2 separate regions of the Mus musculus genome follow, and region 2 is linked to region 1. A link is a loop called in an ENCODE intact Hi-C map of the cell type or tissue named here. Cell type or tissue: heart. All regions are shown on one strand. Links, peaks and the distances in the headings refer to the core of each region. The heading gives the core; the rest is flanking DNA.

Region 1 (17,036 bases), core at 3,908-11,907:
TGTGGGTTCATTTCTGGGTCTTCAATTCTATTCCACGGATCTACCTGTCTGTCGCTGTACCAGTACCATGCAGTTTTAATCACAATTGCTCTGCAGTACAGCTTGAGGTCAGGGATGGTGAATCCACCAGAGGTTCTTTTATTGTTGAGAATAGTTTTTATTATCCTAGGTTTTTTTGTTATTCCAAATGAATTCGCAAATTGCCCTTTCTAACTCTGTGAAGAATTGAGTTGGAATTTTGATGGGGATTGAATGGAATCAGATTGCTTTCAGCAAGATAACCATTTTTACTATATTAATCCTGCCAATCCATGAGCATGGGAGATCTTCACATCTTCTGAGGTCTTCCGCCATTTCTTTCTTCAGAGACTTGAAGTTCTTATCTTACAGATCTTTCACTTCCTTAGAGTCACGCCATGGTGTTTTATAGTTTTTGTGACTATTGTGAAGGGTGTTGTTTCCCTAATTTCTTTCTCATCCTGTTTATCCTCTGTGTAGAGGAAGGCCACTGATTTGTTTGAGTTAATTTTATATCCAGCTACTTCAATGAAGTTGCTTATCAGGTTTAGGATTTCTCTGGTGGAATTTTTGGGGTCATTATATATACTATCATATCATCTGCAAATAGTGATATTTTGACTTCTTCCTTTCCAATTTGTATCCCCTCGATCTCCTTCTGTTGTCTAATTGTCTGGCTAGGACTTCAAGTACTATATTTAATAGGTAAGGAGAGAGTGGGCAGCCTTGTCTTGTCCATGATTTTAGTGGGATTGCTTTGAGTTTCTTTCCATCTGGGTTGATGTTGGCTACTGGTTTGCTGTATATTGCTTTTACTATGTTTAGGTATGGGCCTTAAATTCCTGATCTTTCCAAGACTTTTATCAAGAACCAGTGTTGCATTTTGTCAAATGCTTTCTCAGATGATCATGTGGTTTTTCTTTTTTTGAGTTTGTTTATATAGTGGATTATGTTGATGGATTTCTTTATATTGAACCATCCCTGCATCCCTGGGATGAAGCCCACTTGATCATGATAGATGATCGTTTTGATGTGTTCTTGGATTCGGTTTGTGAGAATTATATTGAGTATTTTTACATTGATATTCATAAGGGAAATTGGTCTGAAGTTCTCTTTATTGGGTCTTTGTGTGGTTTAGGTATCAGAATAATTGTGGCTTCATAAAATGAATTGGGTAGGATACCTTCTGTTTCTATTTTGTGGAATAGTTTGAGGAAAATTGGAATTAAGTCTTCTTTGAGGTCTGATAGAACTCTGCACTGAACCCATCTGGTCCTGGGCTTTTTTTGGTTGGGAGACTATTCTTTAGGGGATATGAGGCTGTTTAGATCATTATTCTGGTCTTGATTTAACTTTGGTACATGGTATCTGTCTAGAAAATTATTCCTTTCATCCAGGTTTTCCAGTTTTGTTGAGTATAGACTTTTGTAGTAGGATCTAATGATGCTTTGGATTTCCTCAGGTCCTGTTGTTATGTCTCCCTTTTCAGTTCTGATTTTGTTAATTAGGATACTGTCCCTGAGCCCTGTAATTGGTCTAGCTAAGGGTTTATCTATCTTGTTGATTTTCTCAAAGAACCAGCTTCTGGTTTGATTCTTTGTATAGTTCTCTTTGTTTCCACTTGGTTGATTTCAGCCATAAGTTTGATTACTTCCTGCTATCTACTCGTGAATGAATTTGCTTCCTTTAGTTCTAGAGCTTTTAGGTGTGTTGTCAAGCTGCTAGTGTGTGCTCTCTCTAGTTTCTTTTTGGAGGCACTCGGAGCTATGAATTTCCCTCTTAGAAATGCTTTCATTGTGTCCCATACGTTTGGGTATGTTGTGGCTTCATTTTCATTAAACTCTAAAAAGTCTTTAATTTCTTTATTTACTTCTTCCTTGACCAAGTTATCATTGAGTAGAGTGTTGTTCAGCTTCCACGTGTATGTGGGCTTTCTATTATTTATGTTGTTACTTAAGATAAGCTTCAATCCATAGTGATCTGATAGGATGCATGGGATTATTTCAAAAATTTTTGTATCTGTTGAGGCCTGTTTTGTATTCAATTATATGGTCAATTTTGGAGAAGGTACCATTAGGTCCTGAGAAGAAGGTATATTCTTTTGTTTTAGGAGAAAATGTTCTATAGATATCTGGTAAATCCATTTGTTTCATAACTTCTGTTTCACTGTGTCTCTGTTTAGATTCTGTTTCCATGATCTGTCCATTGATGAGAGTAGGGTGTTGAAGTCTCCCACTATTATTGTGTGCTGTGCAATGTGCGCTTTAGCTTTACTAAAGTTTCTTTAATGAATGTGGATGCCCTTGAATTTAGAGCATAGATGTTCAGAATTGAGAACTCACCTTGGAAGATTTTACCTTTGATGAGTATGAAGTGCCCCTCCTTGTCTTTTTTTTGATAACTTTGAGTTGGAAGTCAATTTTATTCGATATTAGAATGGCTATTCCAGCTTGTTTCTTTGGAAACAACCATTTGCTTGGAAAATTGTTTTCTAGCCTTTTACTCTGAGGTAGTATCTGTCTTTGTCTCCGAGGAGGGTTTCCTATATGCAGCAAAATGTTGCGTCTTGTTTACGTAGCCAGTGTGTTACTCTATGTCTTTTTATTGGGGAATTGAGTCCATTGATATTAAGAGATATTAATGAAGCAAATTGTTGCTTCCTATTATTTTTGCTGTTAGAGTTGAGATTCTGTTCATGTGGCTATCTTCTTTTAGGTTTGCTTTTTCTTGCTTTTTCTTGGACATAATTTCCCTCCTTTGTTGGACTATTCTCTTCATTATCCTTTGAAGGGCTGGATTCGTGGAAAGATATTGTGTGAATTTGGTTTTGTCATGGAATACTTTGGTTTCTCCATCTATGGTAATTGAGAGTTTTGCTGGGTATAGTAACCTGGGCTGGCATTTGTGTTCTCTTAGGGTATATATGACATCTATCTAGGATCTTCTGATTTTCATAGTCTCTGGTGAGAAGTCTGGTGTAATTCTAATAGGTCTGCCTTTATATATTACTTTTTCCCTTACTGCTTTTAATAATCTTTCTTTGTTTTGTGCATTTGGTGTTTTGATTATTATGTGATGGAAGGAATTTCTTTTTTGGTCCAAACTATTTTGAGTTCTGTAGGCTTCTTGTATGTTCATGGACATCTATTTCTTGAGGTTAGGGAATTTTTCTTCTATAATTTTGTTGAAGATATTTACTGTCCCTTTAAGTTGAAAATCTTCATTCTCATCTATACCTATTATCCTTAGGTTTGACATTCTCTTTGTGTCCTGGATTTCCCGGATGTTTTAAGTTAGGATTTTTTTGCATTTCACATTTTCTTTGATTGTTGTGTCAATGTTTTCTATGGAATCTTCTGCACCTAAGATTCTCTCTTCCATCTCTTTTATTCTGTTGGTGATGCTTGCATCTATGTTTTCTGATTTTTTTCCCTAGGTTTTCTATCTCCAGAGTTGTCTCCCTTTTTGCTTTCTTTATTGGTTTCTACTTCCATTTTTAGATCCTTGATGGTTTTGTTCAATTCCTTCACCTGTTTGGTTGTGTTTTCCTGTAATTCTTCAGGGGATTTTGTGTTTCCTCTTTAAGGGCTTCTACCTGTTTACCTGTGATCTCGTGTATTTAAGGGAGTTATTAATATCCTTAAAGTCCTCTATCAGCATCATGAGATATGATTTTAAATCAGAATCTTGCTTTTCCAGTGTGTTGGTTTATCCAGGACTTACTGTGGTGGGAGTACTAAGTTCTGATGATGAGTAGCCTTGGTTTCTGTTCATAAGATTCTTGCATTTGCCTTTCGTCATCTGGTAATCTCTGGTGTTATATGTTTTTGCTGTCTCTGGCTGGAGTTTCTTCCTCCTGTGAGTCTGTAAGCCTGTGTCTTTACTCCTGGGTGGACCTGCCTTAGAGAGTCACAGGAGAGAATATTGAACATGTTCTTAATTGTCCCTATTTTGAAGCCCTTTCTTGTTTTTCAACTATACTGCATTTCACAGGGTCTACTGCAGTGGAGTGGAGTTACTGGCTTCTGGTGGAGGCACATTGTCTTGGGTGTTAATGTTTGTGCTCTGCTGGAGTCTAAACATCTGGACTTGAGATGATTAGATTGATTCTGGGTGTTGATGTTTCATTTTCCCTTTGCTGGCTGGGTGTTCCATTCTTTGGTGTCTGTAACCCTCTCTGGATCTTATAAAACTGTAGTGGGTGTGGGCTACCTGGTACAGAATGCTGCAGGTCTGTGGGTAGCAGTGAGAAAGAGAGCTGGTCTAGGAGAAAAAAGTTGAGTGGGCTTCAGGAAAGAGCTAAGGGGATCCTGTCCACACCAAAGGGAGGGGTCTCCAGGCACTGGGATGTGTGGTGGGAAGAGAGGATCCTGCAAGCAGGTTGCAGTAAGGCAAAGAATGATCAGGAAAGACGGATGAAAGGGCTTTCGGAACTCTGTGACAAGAGCTTGAAGCTCCAGTGAATGGAGCTTCAGTGCTAGTGGAGGTCCCTGCAACAGTCTGCTTACAGAAATTGGAATAAGTCTGGAGAGATTATGACCAATGACAAAAAGGAAAGTGGAAGTCACCTACCTGGGTCTTAGCTTTGTGTAGCCACTGGGGTCCCAGGCAGAATGCTTCTAGGTATAGTTGGCTGATGTAGAGAAACAGGAATGGGCTAGAAAAGACAACTGAGAGGGTCCAAGGGAAAGGGAATGCTGGGCCTGGCACAGGGTTTGCTGTAGACCCCAGGGAGTGGAGGTAGGGTAGAGAGGAAGCCCTTGCAAACATTTTGCAAGGCTTAGGATGAGACTGAAGAGATTTTCCACATCAGTCTAAAGTCATGAAAATGAGATGAAAATTTTCAAATAGAAGTTATATGATTCTTGTAATCAGACTAATGAACGAACCATATGAACACTTCAGAGAAACTTCAGTATCCTGCCTGCTACACTGAGCTGATGTGAACTGATTGAGATAAAGATCGCTTCAGCGGGGATACTGATGACTGGTTCATAAGAGCTGTCAGCTCCACAGTTATTTAAAATTCACTCCAAAACAAAACAAAACTCGACAGTTTTATTGTACAAATATGCAGAACCTTTGTAGGAATTGTCTTAATTTTGACAATAACTTTAATACTACATGGTATTGCTGATAGGTAGCAAGTCAGAAAGAAACTTATGCAAACTATCATCCATTTAAAACTGTTAACAAGGTCAGAGGAAAATTAAAGTTATTTTTTAAATTTACTGAATATGAAATGAGATCATAAAATATTTATAATAAAAAGATGAATAAAAGTACGCAATAAAAATTGAATAAACATTAAGAATATAAGAAAAACAATGTAACAGAATGTCAAAGGTATATTGCTAATATCTTTTGTATACATTTTGAATATTTGTGACAACTGTTATCTTTGTGCATACTTGTATCTTATTTAGTCATGCTCTAGATAAGTATCCATTTTCAGTGTTCAATGTTGCTTTTTAAAAAATAGGAACCTCATGTTAAAGTCATCAAGTTGCCAAAGTATTTACAAAAAAAGAATCATGAAATATTGAATTTTAAATAATGGTTCTTCTCTTTAAGGCCAACTTTAAATAAATAAAAATTTATTAAACAGCAGAGAGAAATCTAAGAACAATTGTGTCCATGGAACCTGAAATCCACCAGGAAAGGAAACTATAACTTCTGGCATATAAGCAGGACAAAAGGGTATACTGTGGAACACACTGTGACATTCTACAGCTTCCATGATAAGATGTTTTGTTTTAATTATTATTATTATTTTAATTTTTACTGTTTTTTTTTTGTGGTGAAGGTTGCATATGTGGAGGGAAGATACAATGGGGAGATGAATGAAATTCACACAAAAAAATCAATTAAAAGTTATAGAAAGAAAGAGGAAAGAGAAAAGAAAAAAGAAAGGAAGGAAGAGAGAGAAAGGAAAGAGGGAAGGAAGGAAGGAAGGAAGGAAGGAAGGAAGGAAGGAAGGAAGGGAGAGAGAGAGAGAAAGGAAAGAAGGAAGAAAGGAGCAAGAGAAAAAACCTGATTGAACCCAGTGGCTCCAGGTATTTATCACCTGAGAACTGCCTTCCCTTTTCACAAGCCAGTGGCTTGAGTGACTGAGAAACCAAACCAAAACACCAGGAAACTGAGGGATTAGGATGCATCCTCCATGACTGGCCAGCCTCTGTATAGCTTTAACCAAGGAAGCACACCCAGCCCAAGCTTCTCCCACAGGACTGTGCGTGTTTGGTCATGCCTAAGGACCGGAGAAGGATTGCATCAGGCTAGTTACAAAAGCACCTAAGACTCCTCTGGGAAAGCCAATCTTACTGAAGGAGGGCATGAGGGCTGTGGGAGGGAGTTTGAATGCAGTGTAGTATGTGTTATTTAGTAGTTACCCCTTAGAGAAAATAGATAACAAACACAGAGTGAGAAAACCAAGAGAAAATAGATAACAAACACAGAGTTAGCAAACCAAACACGCAATTCACATAAAATCACCAGAGACAGGAAAACAGAAAGGACATATTGTGGTAAATAATACCCAGTACATCACCACCAAGAACATGATCAAAGCCTGCAGCAGCTCTGAGCCCAGCAGTCTGAGCGGGACCTCCGCTCTGACAGACGTAGCAACAGGCTCTCAGACTTCATATTAAAGGCAGACGTCAATTTTTTAAAAAATCAATTAATAGATTTGACTACAAAATACTAGAAAACTTGCATAGAAAATAAAAGTGGCGTGGAAAATTGAAAACAATGTCTAGATCGAGCATGAGCAGCTGAAAGCTGATAGCATTTCTACGAAATATGACATGTGAGAGTACTGTGTCATCATGGCCACTACTAGCACACTTCCTACAGAGTGGAAGGAGGAACACAAACATGGTGTTCACCAAAGAACTAACACATTAAAACAACACAGGAAGTCAAAGAGCAGCCATCACATGCTACAAGGTTTTGCTTTAAAATGTCCTCTTGTATCCTTAATAATATACTTACATATGGGTGTGCATCTGTGCTTTTGGAAACTGACTAGACTAGAATATCAGCTCTTCTTCCTGTAGATGGTGGGATAGTTAATGAATTATTTAGTCTGGAGAAAACTCCATACTGTTGTGTATAAAGCAGAGACAATAATACCCACACTCCATTATGATCACAAGGAAGGAGCACATTCTTGTGTACAAAATCTAATGGACCTAATGGACAATGTAACAAGTTAGTGTTTTTTTATTTTAGTATGTTATGCTGACAGACTGAGCAATAATAAGGCTATCTGGCTAATTAAAAATCTGGATCATCTTCCAGTTCTGCAACTACACCAGGATAGATATATATATATACAAGCATATGAAGAATAATGGAATCAAAAAGCTACTGCCAAACAACAGAAATATTTTAATCTATGTGCCATAGACACATATAGCCCTGCCTACCACCACATAGCAGATCATGGATAGAGGAAAACAGAGACCTGCTGGACTGCTATGCCACCTACAGACCTGCCCTCGAGCCCCTGGCACAGGCAGACCATAGACAACTGCTTCCTGGAGAATGTCACCCAAGGGTCCGCCAGTGCTGTGTGCAGGCTCCAGTGGGAGCAATCACAACGTGCGAGTGTGTGGTTATCAGATGGGAGAAAGAAGAGGAGCAGCTTGAGCAGTGTGAAGAGAGATGGAACTGGAGACTCGAGGGTGGAGAGGAGTAGCCTGTTGTGAGTAGCCAGCCCTGCCACCTGGGGCCATTGTGAAGTCCCAGCCTGAGCTACTGCTGAGGGCCATGTCTGCATCTGTGGCTAACGCAGTGGCAGGGGTCAGTGTCAATGTCAGTAGCTCATATTGCTACTAGAGAACATGAGAATGTCCCTGGTCCAGGCAAGTCACTAGGGACCACTTGGATGCCCTAGTGTAGAACTGGCCCTACCCCTCACTGGATGCAGCCCTCTGGAGACCTGGCACCACCTCTCACCTGTAGCAACACTTGGGAGAGGGGGCCCTGAACCTCATCTAGGCAGCACAGTAGAGCATGCCCTGGTGGTAGGAGTGTGGGTGAGTGGCTCGAGGGCATGATTGTAGTAGAGCTGACCCCACTACTCTTTTGCTGTGAGGTGGCAAGGGCACAGGGGTGATACCTGCCCCCCTCATCACCTCTGGCAGTTGGGAAAGCTGCCTACAGGATCGTGAGTGCAGGAGAGCTATCCCTGCTCTTATCAGCTGCAGCACTTGAAAGAGTGGGCTGGGCATCTTGCCTAGGTAGTACAGTAGTGCTGGCCTTGGTGGAAGGGGCATGGGTGAGCTGGCCTTCTGCCCTCCAGTAACGCCATGGGAGAACTGGCCCTGTCACTTGTCTACTGTGAGGTGGCATGGGTGTGGTAGTGAATCTCCATCCCTGCCCCTTGCCCCCTGCAGTAGTCCAGAGAGCTGGCCCTGAGGGCATGAGAGCAGGAGAGCTAGTCCTGCCCCCTCACTGACTGTAGCACTCAGGAAAGCAGGCTTGCACCTTGCCTGGGCAACAGTGGAGCTGGCCCTGATAGTAAAGGCACACGTGAGTCAGTCCTGAGAATATGAGAGATGGGGAGTTGGTCCTACCTCTTGGAGGCTGCAACACTTGGGAGAGTGAGACGTACACCTTGATTGGGCAGCACAGTGGAGCTGGTTCTAGTGGTGCAGATAAAGAAAAGCCAGAGCTCTGACCAGCTCAGCTACCACTCAGGCTCAGCTTCCTGGCTCTGAGTTGGTCCAACCCCAAATCTGTATCATCTGCAAATTGTTGAGACATGTGAAAGGGCCAGTCTGGCTGATCCAAAGCTCTAGGATCTCGATGACAGAGGGCAATAACAGGATAACCAGGAGGAAGGCCAGTGAAAACCCAATATTGATAGTGTCACAAGAGTCAGAGATCTGGAAACAATGACTCATTGCAACGTACATTTGCAAGTAAAGATGTGAACAGCAGGGGATACTGTGTAGATATACGATGGGACACACATTGACATACTGTAGCTTCCACGATGAGATGTCTTCTATGATTTAAGTGTGTGTGTGTGTGTGTGTGTGTGTGTGTGTGTGTGTGTGTGTATGTGTGTGTTTGGGGGAGGGAGGTTGCAAGGACAAAGGGTGGACATGAGGGGATACGGAGGCAAGTGGGATTAGAGTGCACAATGTAAAACTCACAAAGAAGCAATAAAAAGTTCTTAAAAAATTATCAACCTATAAGTTGTTGTGATTGTGAAATGTTTAAATAAATTCAAACACATTTATTCCCTGAATGATATAAGAGTAACTAACCATTTTCTAAATGGGTGTCTGGTCCACTCCATGCGACAGGATCCATACCTGGCAGTATTAACATGGCTAAGAACCTGTGGTTAGAATTGTCATAGGCTCTAGGGGAAAACTTGCAACGATTATTCTCCTAAATGTCGACAATATTGAAATGATTCTCTATGACTTATTGTTACATTCATAAATTAGTACATCCCTCAGTCCTCATCAAAGAAGCTGCTTCTTGCAACAGATGGCAATTAGCCAGGAGACCTAGAACTGTTAAGTGTGCCAAGTGGACCAGGTAATGTTTAGCCCTAAATGGAACATCTGTGTCACATAACTCTCCCTAAGGCTTGCAGTCTATGCAGAAAAGGGCTGGAAAGATTAAGACCCAGAAGTGAGAACTGATTTAAAAACAAACAAACAGAGCAGAGTCTTGCCCAACACCCGCAAGGGCCCACACGGGACTCCCCACGGGACCCTAAGACCTCTGGTGAGTGGACCACAGTGCCTGCCCCAATCCAATCGCGCGGAACTTGAGACTGCAGTACATAGGGAAGCAGGCTACCCGGGCCTGATCTGGGGCACAAGTCCCTTCCGCTCGACTCGAGACTCGAGCCCCGGGCTACCTTGCCAGCAGAGTCTTGCCCAACACCCGCAAGGGTCCACACGGGACTCCCCACTGGACCCTAAGACCTCTGGTGAGTGGACCACAGTGCCTGCCCCAATCCAATCGCGCGGAACTTGAGACTGCAGTACATAGGGAAGCAGGCTACCCGGGCCTGATCTGGGGCACAAGTCCCTTCCGCTCGACTCGAGACTCGAGCCCCGGGCTACCTTGCCAGCAGAGTCTTGCCCAACACCCGCAAGGGTCCACACGGGACTCCCCACGGGACCCTAAGACCTCTGGTGAGTGGATCACAGTGCCTGCCCCAATCCAATCGCGCGGAACTTGAGACTGCGGTACATAGGGAAGCAGGCTACCCGGGCCTGATCTGGGGCACAAGTCCCTTCCGCTCGACTCCTGACTCGAGCCCCGGGCTACCTTGCCAGCAGAGTCTTGCCCAACACCCGCAAGGGTCCACACGGGACTCCCCACGGGACCCTAAGACCTCTGGTGAGTGGATCACAGTGCCTGCCCCAATCCAATCGCGCGGAACTTGAGACTGCGGTACATAGGGAAGCAGGCTACCCGGGCCTGATCTGGGGCACAAGTCCCTTCCGCTCGACTCCTGACTCGAGCCCGGGGCTACCTTGCCAGCAGAGTCTTGCCCAACACCCACAAGGGTCCACACGGGACTCCCCACGGGACCCTAAGACCTCTGGTGAGTGGATCACAGTGCCTGCCCCAATCCAATCGCGCGGAACTTGAGACTGCGGTACATAGGGAAGCAGGCTACCCGGGCTTGATCTGGGGCACAAACCCCTTCCACTCCACTCGAGCCCCGGCTACCTTGCCAGCTGAGTCGCCTGACACCCGCAAGGGCCCACACAGGATTCCACACGTGATCCTAAGACCTCTAGTGAGTGGAACACAACTTCTGCCAGGAGTCTGGTTCGAACACCAGATATCTGGGTACCTGCCTTGCAAGAAGAGAGCTTGCCTGCAGAGAATACTCTGCCCACTGAAACTAAGGAGAGTGCTACCCTCCAGGTCTGCTCATAGAGGCTAACAGAGTCACCTGAAGAACAAGCTCTTAACAGTGACAACTAAAACAGCTAGCTTCAGAGATTACCAGATGGCGAAAGGCAAACGTAAGAATCCTACTAACAGAAATCAAGACCACTCACCATCATCAGAACGCAGCACTCCCACCCCACCTAGTCCTGGGCACCCCAACACAACCGAAAATCTAGACCCAGATTTAAAAACATTTCTCATGATGATGATAGAGGACATCAAGAAGGACTTTCATAAGTCACTTAAAGATTTACAGGAGAGCACTGCTAAAGAGTTACAGGCTCTTAAAGAAAAGCAGGAAAACACAGCCAAACAGGTGATGGAAATGAACAAAACCATACTAGAACTAAAAGGGGAAGTAGACACAATAAAGAAAACCCAAAGCGAGGCAACGCTGGAGATAGAAACCCTAGGAAAGAGATCTGGAACCATAGATGCGAGCATCAGCAACAGAATACAAGAAATGGAAGAGAGAATCTCAGGTGCAGAAGATTCCATAGAGAACATCGACACAACAGTCAAAGAAAATACAAAATGCAAAAGGATCCTAACTCAAAACATCCAGGTAATCCAGGACACAATGAGAAGACCAAACCTACGGATAATAGGAATTGATGAGAATGAAGATTTTCAACTTAAAGGGCCAGCTAATATCTTCAACAAAATAATAGAAGAAAACTTCCCAAACATAAAAAAAGAGATGCCCATGATCATACAAGAAGCATACAGAACTCCAAATAGACTGGACCAGAAAAGAAATTCCTCCTGACACATAATAATCAGAACAACAAATGCACTAAATAAAGATAGAATATTAAAAGCAGTAAGGGAGAAAGGTCAAGTAACATATAAAGGAAGGCCTATCAGAATTACACCAGACTTTTCACCAGAGACTATGAAAGCCAGAAGAGCCTGGACAGATGTTATACAGACACTAAGAGAACACAAATGCCAACCCAGGCTACTATACCCGGCCAAACTCTCAATTACCATAGATGGAGAAACCAAAGTATTCCACGACAAAACCAAGTTCACACAATATCTTTCCACGAATCCAGCCCTTCAAAGGATAATAACAGAAAAGAAGCAATACAAGGACGGAAATCACGCCCTAGAACAACCAAGAAAGTAATCATTCAACAAACCAAAAAGAAGACAGCCACAAGAACAGAATGCCAACTCTAACAACAAAAATAAAAGGGAGCAACAATTACTTTTCCTTAATATCTCTTAATATCAATGGACTCAATTCCCCAATAAAAAGACATAGACTAACAGACTGGCTACACAAACAGGACCCAACATTCTGCTGCTTACAGGAAACCCATCTCAGGGAAAAAGACAGACACTACCTCAGAGTGAAAGGCTGGAAAACAATTTTCCAAGCAAATGGACTGAAGAAACAAGCTGGAGTAGCCATTTTAATATCGGATAAAATCGACTTCCAACCCAAAGTTATCAAAAAAGACAAGGAGGGACACTTCATACTCATCAAAGGTAAAATCCTCCAAGAGGAACTCTCAATTCTGAATATCTACGCTCCAAATGCAAGGGCAGCCACATTCATTAGAGACACTTTAGTAAAGCTCAAAGCATACATTGCACCTCACACAATAATAGTGGGAGACTTCAACACACCACTTTCTTCAAAGGACAGATCGTGGAAACAGAAACTAAACAGGGACACAGTGAAACTAACAGAAGTTATGAAACAAATGGACCTGACAGATATCTACAGAACATTTTATCCTAAAACAAAAGGATATACCTTCTTCTCAGCACCTCACGGGACCTTCTCCAAAATTGACCATATAATTGGTCACAAAACAGGCCTCAATAGATACAAAAATATTGAAATTGTCCCATGTATCCTATCAGACCACCATGGCCTAAGACTGATCTTCAATAACAACATAAATAATGGAAAGCCAACATTCACGTGGAAACTGAATAACACTCTTCTCAATGATACCTTGGTCAAGGAAGGAATAAAGAAAGAAATTAAAGACTTTTTAGAGTTTAATGAAAATGAAGCCACAACGTACCCAAACCTATGGGACACAATGAAAGCATTTCTAAGAGGGAAACTCATAGCGCTGAGTGCCTCCAAGAAGAAACGGGAGACAGCACATACTAGCAGCTTGACAACACATCTAAAAGCCCTAGGAAAAAAGGAAGCAAATTCACCCAAGAGGAGTAGACGGCAGGAAATAATCAAACTCAGGGGTGAAATCAACCAAGTGGAAACAAGAAGAACTATTCAAAGAATTAACCAAACGAGGAGTTGGTTCTTTGAGAAAATCAACAAGATAGATAAACCCTTAGCTAGACTCACTAAAGGGCACAGGGACAAAATCCTAATTAACAAAATCAGAAATGAAAAGGGAGACATAACAACAGATCCTGAAGAAATCCAAAACACCATCAGATCCTTCTACAAAAGGCTATACTCAACAAAACTGGAAAACCTGGACGAAATGGACAAATTTCTGGACAGATACCAGGTACCAAAGTTGAATCAGGATCAAGTTGACCATCTAAACAGTCCCATATCACCTAAAGAAATAGAAGCAGTTATTAATAGTCTCCCAACCAAAAAAAGCCCAGGACCAGATGGGTTTAGTGCAGAGTTCTATCAGACCTTCAAAGAAGATCTAATTCCAATTCTGCACAAACTATTTCACAAAATAGAAGTAGAAGGTACTCTACCCAACTCATTTTATGAAGCCACTATTACTCTGATACCTAAACCACAGAAAGATCCAACAAAGATAGAGAACTTCAGACCAATTTCTCTTATGAATATCGATGCAAAAATCCTCAATAAAATTCTCGCTAACCAAATCCAAGAACACATTAAAGCAATCATCCATCCTGACCAAGTAGGTTTTATTCCAGGGATGCAGGGATGGTTTAATATACGAAAATCCATCAATGTAATCCACTATATAAACAAACTCAAAGACAAAAACCACATGATCATCTCGTTAGATGCAGAAAAAGCATTTGACAAGATCCAACACCCATTCATGATAAAAGTTTTGGAAAGATCAGGAATTCAAGGCCCATACCTAAACATGATAAAAGCAATCTACAGCAAACCAGTAGCCAACATCAAAGTAAATGGAGAGAAGCTGGAAGCAATCCCACTAAAATCAGGGACTAGACAAGGCTGCCCACTTTTTCCCTACCTTTTCAACATAGTACTTGAAGTATTAGCCAGAGCAATTCGACAACAAAAGGAGATCAAGGGGATACAAATTGGAAAAGAGGAAGTCAAAATATCACTTTTTGCAGATGATATGATAGTATATATAAGTGACCCTAAAAATTCTACCAGAGAACTCCTAAACCTGATAAACAGCTTCGGTGAAGTAGCTGGATATAAAATAAACTCAAACAAGTCAATGGCCTTTCTCTATACAAAGAATAAACAGGCTGAGAAAGAAATTAGGGAAACAACACCCTTCTCAATAGTCACAAATAATATAAAATATCTTGGCGTGACTCTAACTAAGGAGGTGAAAGATCTGTATGATAAAAACTTCAAATCTCTGAAGAAAGAAATTAAAGAAGATCTCAGAAGATGGAAAGATCTCCCATGCTCATGGATTGGCAGGATCAACATTGTAAAAATGGCTATCTTGCCAAAAGCAATCTACAGATTCAATGCAATCCCCATCAAAATTCCAACTCAATTCTTCAACGAATTGGAAGGAGCAATTTGCAAATTTGTCTGGAATAACAAAAAACCTAGGATAGCAAAAAGTCTTCTCAAGGATAAAAGAACTTCTGGCGGAATCACCATGCCAGACCTAAAGCTTTACTACAGAGCAATTGTGATAAAAACTGCATGGTACTGGTATAGAGACAGACAAGTAGACCAATGGAATAGAATTGAAGATCCAGAAATGAACCCACACACCTATGGTCACTTGATCTTCGACAAGGGAGCTAAAACCATCCAGTGGAAGAAAGACAGCATTTTCAACAATTGGTGCTGGCACAACTGGTTGTTATCGTGTAGAAGAATGCGAATCGATCCATACTTATCTCCTTGTACTAAGGTCAAATCTAAGTGGATCAAGGAACTTCACATAAAACCAGAGACACTGAAACTTATAGAGGAGAAAGTGGGGAAAAGCCTTGAAGATATGGGCACAGGGGAAAAATTCCTGAACAGAACAGCAATGGCTTGTGCTGTAAGATCGAGAATCGACAAATGGGACCTAATGAAACTCCAAAGTTTCTGCAAGGCAAAAGACACCGTCAATAAGACAAAAAGACCACCAACAGATTGGGAAAGGATCTTTACCTATCCTAAATCAGATAGGGGACTAATATCCAACATATATAAAGAACTCAAGAAGGTGGACTTCAGAAAATCAAATAACCCCATTAAAAAATGGGGCTCAGAACTGAACAAAGAATTCTCACCTGAGGAATACCGAATGGCAGAGAAGCACTTGAAAAAATGTTCAACATCCTTAATCATCAGGGAAATGCAAATCAAAACAACCCTGAGATTCCACCTCACACCAGTCAGAATGGCTAAGATCAAAAATTCAGGTGACAGCAGATGCTGGCGAGGATGTGGAGAAAGAGGAACACTCCTCCATTGTTGGTGGGAGTGCAGGCTTGTACAACCACTCTGGAAATCAGTCTGGCGGTTCCTCAGAAAACTGGACATAGTACTACCGGAGGATCCAGCAATACCTCTCCTGGGCATATATCCAGAAGATGCCCCAACAGGTAAGAAGGACACATGCTCCACTATGTTCATAGCAGCCTTATTTATAATAGCCAGAAGCTGGAAAGAACCTAGATGCCCCTCAACAGAGGAATGGATACAGAAAATGTGGTACATCTACACAATGGAGTACTACTCAGCTATTATAAAGAATGAATTTATGAAATTCCTAGCCAAATGGATGGACCTGGAGGGCATCATCCTGAGTGAGGTAACACATTCACAAAGAAACTCACACAATATGTATTCACTGATAAGTGGATATTAGCCCCAAACCTAGGATACCCAAGATATAAGATATAATTTGCTAAACACATGAAACTCAAGGAGAATGAAGACTGAAGTGTGGACACTATGCCCCTCCTTAGATTTGGGAACAAAACACCCATGGAAGGAGTTACAGAGACGGAGTTTGGAGCTGAGATGAAAGGATGGACCATGTAGAGACTGCCATAGCCAGGGATCCACCCCATAATCAGCATCCAAACGCTGACACTATTGCATACACTAGCAAGATTTTATTGAAAGGACGCAGATGTAGCTGTCTCTTGTGAGACTATGCCGGGGCCCAGCAAACACAGAAGTGGATGCTCACAGTCAGCTAATGGATGGATCATAGGGCTCCCAATGGAGGAGCTAGAGAAAGTAGCCAAGGAGCTAAAGGGATCTGCAACCCTATAGGTGGAACAACATTATGAGCTAACCAGTACCCCGGAGCTCTTGACTCTAGCTGCATATATATCAAAAGATGGCCTAGTCGGCCATCACTGGAAAGAGAGGCCCATTGGACTTGCAAACTTTATATGCCCCAGTACAGGGGAATACCAGGGCCAAAAAGGGGGAGTGGGTGGGCAGGGGAGTGGGGGTGGGTGGATATGGGGGACTTTTGGTATAGCATTGGAAATGTAAATGAGTTAAATACCTAATAAAAAATGGAAAAAAAAATAAATAAAAACAAACAAACAAACAAACAAACAAAATCCCAGTGTTTTCAGGACACAGCAGGGCAGTTGCATAATACAAACTCACAGTGGTTATGACAACACATACAAGACCTATAAAAGATCAAACTAGACAAAATTCCCAACGTATAGTGAGGGAGGCAGGCAGAAGCGGGAGTGGGTAGGTAGGGGAGTGGGGGGAGGGAGGGTATAGGGAACTTTCAGGATAGCATTTGAAAGGTATATAAAGAAAATATCTAATAAAAAATAAATAAATGAAAAAATAGAATTTAATAAAGAAATGGAGGGGCTGTAGAAATGAAACAGCAGTTAAAAGCTGCTTTTACAAAGGACCCAGGTTTAATTCAAAGAACCCCACATGG
Region 2 (8,000 bases), core at 1-8,000, 84 kb after region 1:
TGTCCCTCTGGAGGACTCCTAAGATGGAGAAGCTCATTTGTGTCATATAGTTCTTATATTTGCTATTTCTATATACTAAAAACTAGTTTATGATGACACATGTAAACTTTCTTCTAGTAAACACATTAAATGAATGAGCAAGCATATGGAGGCCGTGATAGGCATGTGTAAGAATCTCAGATAGAAGATGCCAGACTTGCCTGCCTCACGCCCTGGAGACCCTGCACTCCTCCGGCTTCCATGTGGCTACTTTCTCAGTTTTCTCTTGCTCATTTCTTGGCTGCTTCTCCTTAATTTCCGAGGTTGGCTCCTGCCCTTCCTTCTCCCTGACCTCTAGATGTTGGAAGGCCTTTCAGCTTAGACCAGCCCCCTTCTTTCTGCTCCCCACACAGAAGGGGACCCATCCAGCTCTAAATCCACACAGGCCCCATCTCCTGACAGGCCAGCGGCAGCTCAGCCTTCTCTCTGGAGATCTAGTGCTGTCATCTGCAAGGGGGCGCAGCCATGCCACCCAGATAGAAGCACAGTCAAGCTGGGCCTTCGATTTTGCACCCCCTAATCCATTTACCCCACGTTGTGCTCACTGACCCCTCTTCATCAGCAGGGCTGACCACCAGTTCATAACTAAAGTCAAAAGCCGTCTCTGACTCTCATTGACCTCCCACCAAACAGGCCCATTGCCAAGGCTGTGTACTGTAGCCTCTGAGGGATTCCTCGGATCTTCTGTTTGTATCACTCGTCCAATCACATAGCCTCTCATCACACTGGCGACTAGAGCTCACTGTCCCATTGTAGACCCGGCTCTTTATCCCCACACAGCAGGCACAGCGCATTCTTTAAAGCATTCATCAAATCATGCCAGGCCACTTAGGAGGACTTAGAGGCTTTCTGTTGTTTGCTTGTTTGTTTGTTTGTTTTGGATGGCACATAAATTCTTTGTCCCAGAATAGAAGAAAAAGTACATGATTGACCTTTTTGCTAACTCTTTTTCTCAAGAGCATCAAGAAGTAGTCTATAAGAAGAAAAGGGAGAACTGGGGGAGCAAGGAGACAGGACTCCGGCCTGATCCGGCTGAAGGCTGGAGTGAGCAAAAGCTACACTCCTCCATGGCTTCATTTCAGAGAAGAAGACGATTCGCCAGCAGAGCTACTCCAGGAAGCTCTCCGTATATCCACTGTAGGGCTGTCATGAGCCTTGTCTGCTGTTGTGTACACTTAATGCAATCCACAACTCTGCTCTTTAGCTGTGTAACTGCTTATTATCTGGCTTTTCAACACAAATAGCCACTCTATACGGACAGGAAGCCTCTCTTCACTAACGCCAATGTCTAGCACATGAATGAAGACGGTGGCATAGTTAAATGTCTATTAAGGACAAAAGTGAGTCCGTTCCACAGGGGAGAGTGGAGTGTGCTGTGACCAGACTTGCTCTTCACAGCACAAGATAAAAGGAAGTCTTCTGCATGGATTAAGGGAAAAGAAAGCCAACTTGAGCAAACACTGGAGATCAATTTAGCTCTAAATGAGATTGAAAATGACTAGAATATAGGTGAGTAATATTCTGATTAACAGAGAAAGATGCAGTGAGGTCCACTTCATGAAAGGAGGTGAGGCGGGGTCAGGTTAACAATCTGTACAACAGTTTCTAGTTCCAGAGTAGATCCAAGAAAGCCAAAGATTAGCCCAGAGCTAGAAACTGTCATGGAGTCTTGGGGAGCAACCCATACGGTTCAGAAGTAGAACATAGCAGGCCAGAGACAGGCAGGGGAAGAGAAAGTGGGTGGCCTGGGAGAGGGGGGAGGGAGGGAGGGACAGAGAATGTGTCACACAAAAAGGAGGAAGAGGAGACAACGGGAACATCACTCAAGCCAATTCTATATCCTGTCAGGCCACCTTCTATGTTCCAGCTGTATTTAATTATAGAGATGTAGAAATGGGTGACAAAGTCTCTTCCCCCAGAGGTGTCAGTCTAGGCAACTTTGGCAAGAGATAGCAGCATCCAGTTGTGGCTGAGAGTACGGCACTAAAATAATGTAAGGACAAAAGGTCTTCTCAACATTTTATGGTATAAGTTGTTTTAATGATCACTGCATATATTTTATCAAATACATTTATTAATTAGAAAACATTCCTTATAATTACTCTGGCTCCTTTTCTGAAAACTAAAATACATTCTTTGATCAGGAAAAAAAACCTATAAAGACCCAATAATATTATGATTAATAAACTAACCTAAACATAAATGAGCAAACACATAATTACTTTCACTAGTCATATAAGGAGTCTGTTTCAAATAATTAACTCTCTGGAGCTGCTCCTACCTGAATGAAGCGCAGCGAGGGAAAGGGAAGCCTCAGCTCACGAGTGACCCCACCCCTCCCCTTTACCCTTTTCTCATTGCACTTTCTACAGTACAGAGTGTTTGGAGTCTGCTGCCCTGTGTATTCACACACACACACACACACACACACACACCAAGGCAAGCTCTTTGGAAGCAGGGACTGTGCTGGGCTGGCTGAACATCATACTCCAATATGCAGAGTGATGCCTGTGACACCTGGGACACAGTCCGCACTAAACAAATTTCATCCTGTTGTCTCAGTCTTGGCTTAGACTATGATGTCATTTTCAGTGGAAGTAAAATATAAAGGATAGAAGAATGTGGTTTTTTCTACAAGATGATACATTCAGTTTTTAAAATATTGTAAGTATGGATTTTCCTGAATCTTTAACAAGAAGAGAACAACTGCACTCCTTTTGTACACGTATGCAGCCATGACCACTAAGTACATGCTCTGTTTACAGACGGTGATGCATCCAGCTTTGCTTTTTCACGTCTGAGCCCTCAGCACCTGCTGCGGTCTCTGCCTACAGCCAAGGTGGCCAGGACCTGGCACTTTGCCAAGGTCCAGCAGCCCTGCTCATTTACTTATCTGCAGCTGTAATTATTTCCAAGATTATTTTTAACAAATGTCAAAAATAGCTTAGTAGAGCCAACATGCAAACACCTGTGCTAAATAAAACTATCCTGCCAGGGTCAGCGTAAACCATGGCTTCTAAAAGCACCAACAGACCTTTTTGGTAACATTTTCCCCATGACCCTGAAGTACAGCTCAAAAAGTGTACTTACAGGGCACAATGGCCCAAGCCAAACGAGATGCATTAAGTAAGAGCAAATTACTTAACAAAATTAAAAGAAAGTTAAAAATATATAATTGGTGAAACAATATAACAGAGGAAAAGGGACTAAAATTTATTACACTTATGTATGAAACTTTCAAAGACTAAAAATAAATTTAAAAGACACAGTTGAGAGAGATCACACAACTAAAGAGGCTTTCTTTTCAGCGGAATATTTATGTATGCTGAGACCTATTAGAAGCTGAGGACTTGGCTTAGGTTTTAAGTTTTAACTGCTAGCTATACAACATGTAAATCAGAGGGGTTTGACCATTCAGTGATCTGTTGGAATGAAAACTTCAAAGTTCATTATGAAAAGATGTTTTCAAAGGTTGGCAACACAGACTGCTTACCTCCAGCAAGACAATTCTGGAAGAACATCACCCTTGCTTGTCGTGTCAAAAGTAACATGTTTCTGGTCAGGCCAACATTAAAAATAAGAAAGCAACGGGTGTGAGCCACACCGCTGGATCTGCCCTCACGGATATAAACGCTTCCCATATTCAAGCAACTGAAAATGATGTGATCTAAATTAATGACTATCTTACTTAAGCACCTGGTTCCAGAACAGCTTTAAAGTAATTAAAATCACTTCTATAGCTATCCTACAGATCTGAAAGAAAATGAAAAAATAATTAGTACACTGTCAATACTGTTCATGAGTTTCCATTGATGAGAGAGACAGATTTATCTTATTGTTAAAATTTTGATTACTCAGAAAGAAAGTAGGAATGAGGAGCCAAAGGCAAGCAGAGACAACAAGATACATAGTCACTACAAATCTGAGGAGAGCCAGCACAGTGTGACTGCTGAGGACAGGCTCGTTGATGTGACAGCAGGTATGAGTGATAGCTCAGAGGATAAAAATTGGGTTGGGCACAGAGCATACATGGACAATACCTAGTCTTCCCCGCACATACACAGCAGATGTGTAGCTTGGAGCGAGGCTGTTCCAAAAGCTGTTTCATGTCTGTGGGATGTGTTCTAGCTGGGCTGCCTCGTCTGGCCTCATTGGAAGAGGAAGCACCCAGCCTTGCAGAGTTGAAGTGCCAGGGTGGGAGATACCCAGGTGGCACCCACCCACCCAGGAGAAGGGGAGCAGGGATGGGAGAAGGGTTGTGAGAGGGGGGTGACCAGGAAGGGGGATGGAAAGTGAATAGGTATAAATAAATAAATAAGTAGATTTTTAAAAATTTGGGCTGTGGGAGGGGCTAGAGGTCTGTGGTTATTCAGTGGCAATTCTTCATAATTTTATTTTTATTGCCAGAAACTGTTGAAATAAACATCAAATTTCACCCTCATATTAGAAATCCCAGAAATATCAGTAGAATATGTGACCTTTTTTTTCACAGGATACAAAGCCTCAGAAAACATCTTCCATGAGAGTGACTAAGGGGCCCTTCCTTTTGGCTCAGCTGTGCAATTTTTAATGATACTGAAAATTTCACACAGTTGGGCTCCCACTGTAATACTTCCAATAAGAATAGTCCAAAGAAAAGACAGCTCCCACTTACAGCCAGGTGAGGGTAAACATGGGTATTCTACATGCTTCCATCTGTACATGTGGGCTCACAGGGTCACGTGACAGGAGTAAGAAATAAGAGCAGCAATGTCCTGTCCAAGGAATTCAGTTCATCTCCCAACACTCAGGCAGGGTTCTTCCCAATTATCTTTAGAATGCTGAGTGTCATATTAGTCTAAACATCTGGAGGGAAAGACATTCCCCAACCCCCCGTCCCCAGGGATTCTATCCCTGTATTAACGGCTCCTCTTCCAAGAACCTGGTCTTCGGTCATCACAGTGTAATTAGTTACTGGCCAGCATGTCTGTCACCGAGTGTTTGCTAAGCACACACTGGGATAATGTTGTTTTCTCAGGTCTTTGATGGTAGGCCTTCCTCTGCAGTGCCTCCCAATTGTTTCTCTTGTCAAATCCAGCTCTAATCCTAGACTCAAATATTCTTTCCCTAATCCTCCATTCCTCTCCTCACAGACTCCATTATGACGAGAGGAGTGTGCACCCTATTTATAACTGAATGTTTCCTTTACTTATTCAACTTAACTTCATTTTCAGAACAACTTTGTATCAATGCACTGTTTAAGAACAAGGGGCTACCTCATATTTTTCAGATTAAAAAAAACCATGGTTTGAAAGAAACAAAGAAACAAAGGAGAAAAAGCGAGCTACTACACAATTGCTTCCTTGCTTCCTGACTGAATTCGTCATTTCCCTGGTTATTAAAAATCACCTTTACTTTCTTCTTTTTTAATTATTTTTATTTAATTATTTTTATTTATTTACATTCCAAATGCTTTTCCCCTTCCTAGTCCAACACTGAGTTCTTGACTCCAAGTCCCCTCCCCTTTGCTTCTGAAATAGTGCTCCCCACCCACCCTGCCATCCCCACCTCGCCCCCACCAGCATCCCCTTCCCTAAGACATCAACTTTCTACAGTATTAAGGACATTTTTCTCCCACTGAGACCAGACAAGTCAGTCCTCTGCTATATATGTGCTGGGGGCCATGGACAAGCTCATGTATACTGTTTGGTTGTTGGTTTAGTCCCTGGGAACTCTGAGTAAGTTGTTCTCCCTATAGGGTTGCAATCCTCTTTAGCTCCATCAGTCCTTCCCCTAACTCTTACTTATTTATTGTATATTTCATGTATTTACATTTCAAATGTTATCCCCTTTCCTGGTTTCTCCTCCACAAACCTCCTATCCTATCCTCCCTCACCCTGCTTCTATGAGGGTGTTCCCCTACCTACCCACCCACTCCCGCCTCCCTGACCTGGCATTCGTCTACACTGGAGCATCAAGCTTTCACAGGACCAATGGCCTCTCCTCCCATTGATGCATGACAAGAGTGCACACGGAGGTAGACAGTCAGAACTAGACAAGAGGAAAGGGAAGAGGAAGAACGCAGAAGGTGTTGCAGGCAATGAGCAGTTAACTACGGAGAGGTGAGAGCTTCCAGTCTGACTCACTAGTGAGGTCATTTGGATGTAGGAAGGATCCTCTGTGTACACACATCTCACTACGACTGTAAGAATGGATACACTGTGCTACAGCAGCCAGAAAGACATACTCTTATCTAAATAAATGCCAGAATTTTTCTGTGTCAACCTCACACAAGCAAGAATCACTTGAGAGAAGAAAACCTCAATTGAGAAAAGGCCCCCACCAGGTTGGCCTGTGGGCAAGCCTACTGGACATTTTCTTAATTAGTGATTTATTTGGGAGGGCCCAGCCCATTGTGGGAGATGCCACCCCACTCCTCCACGACTTCTATATCAGCTCCTGCTTTTAGGTTCCTGCCATGCTTGAGTTTCTGCCCTGACTTCCCTCAGTGATGGACTATTGCCTGGAAGTGTAAACCAAACAAACTCACTCACTTCTCCCAAGCGCTTCTGGTCATGGTGCTTTATCAATATAAGCCCTAACTGAGACACTACTTAACTTTATAGTTGTCGTTGGTAAAAGTAGCTTTGGGACTATGTATTTTATTATTAATTAATTAATATCCCATATTTAGTGAGATTTTGTGCTGTGTCAGGTTTTTGCTAAGCATTTTCCATGTACTGCTACTTTTAATTTTGTAAACTGTAGAATAAAACACCATTATACTTCTATTTAGAAGGTAAGAAAACAAAAAAAATGCACAGGTAATTTTCCTACTTTGAAAGTCATTTTTTAAAAACAGTATGGAGAAAGTATAATAATCTATGTAGAACAAAAAGGCCCCGAAGTCAGTCAGTGCTTTCCCTGAAGCCCTTTCCATATGGACTTCATTTATAGCCCCTCAACAAAAGGCTTCAACCTTATGAAAGTTCAAAGACCAACAGTTAGAAGTTAGAGAGATGCTCAGTGGCCAGGACCACTGGCTGCTCTTCTTGAGGATCCAGGTTTGATTCTCAGCACCCACAGGGCAGCTCAAGTACCTGTAACTCCATTTCTTAGGGATATGACACCTTCTTCTGGCTCAGGGACACCAGTCACATGCATGGTGCACAGACAAACATGCAGGCAAAACACTTGTACACATGAACTAAAATGTTTTTAAAAGACCAATAAGTCAAACCCGGCTAATCATATGAAAGTAAACAACAAATGTCTCAACAGGGTTCTTGTGAAAGTTCAGGGAATTAAAAGTTCATTGGAAGAACTCTCAAATACAACAATAAACTCTTACAGCAATGGGGTCACTAACTCCAGTTTAGAACTCCAGTGTAGGCTGGCTCTCTCTGCAAGGACACACCAGTCACTCACGCAGACTGCACTCTGAGGTTCCTCCCATCCATTTAATGAAACAAAGGTGCGGAAAACGCCGAAGCCCTGTGGCCCACATCACGTCTCCAACTAATATATCCCCGATCCACATCCTTGCTAACTTTGCTGCTTCCTCATTTATCATCTTCCTTTTGGACCCCAAATTTAACAAAGCCAACGCAAACGCAGTTGATGCTTTGGACCATAGCGTCCCCTGTAAGCGCCTGAAGCACGTTTTCCCTTATGGCACCTGCCTGATACCGGACCGTCTTCAAGCTCTTTCTCTGTGTCAAGTTTTTCTGACATCCTTGTTTCAGGACCCATGACATGCTTCTATACTAAGACTATATGCTAAGACTTCTATACTCCATGCTTCTATACTAAGACTATCACTTAACACACCATTTACCATTGTGCAATAAAATGAAGTTTAAAGAAATGAAAAAAGAAGGCAGTAAAAACTTTGGTGTATATGAGGCTCCAGATATGAGTTATTTTCATTTTTATATGGACTCTATATCTATACCTATACACATATTCAAATATTTGATTTA

What was found. Peaks named below come from ENCODE experiments on the same cell type or tissue, not always from the same donor. Only the 100,000 strongest peaks of a DNase experiment are listed, where the experiment ranks them.
Region 2: a loop joins it to region 1, with 1.8 times the contacts of the local background. A loop is called at or near these places in 2 of 42 quality-filtered maps.

The regions. Positions count from the first base shown.
Region 1 is chr9:22,896,862-22,913,897 of GRCm38, reverse strand. No RefSeq gene overlaps it. Among named protein-coding and RNA genes, the nearest start is that of Gm36685, 85 kb to the left of the region's middle. In heart, for the core only: no CTCF peak of the experiment used is centred there; a DNase peak (open chromatin) is centred at 8,257.
Region 2 is chr9:22,817,847-22,825,846 of GRCm38, reverse strand. All of the region lies in intron 21 of Bbs9 (Bardet-Biedl syndrome 9 (human)), which reads right to left. Among named protein-coding and RNA genes, the nearest start is that of Gm39309, 17 kb to the right of the region's middle. In heart, for the core only: no CTCF peak of the experiment used is centred there; no DNase peak of the experiment used is centred there; H3K27ac peaks cover 236 bases.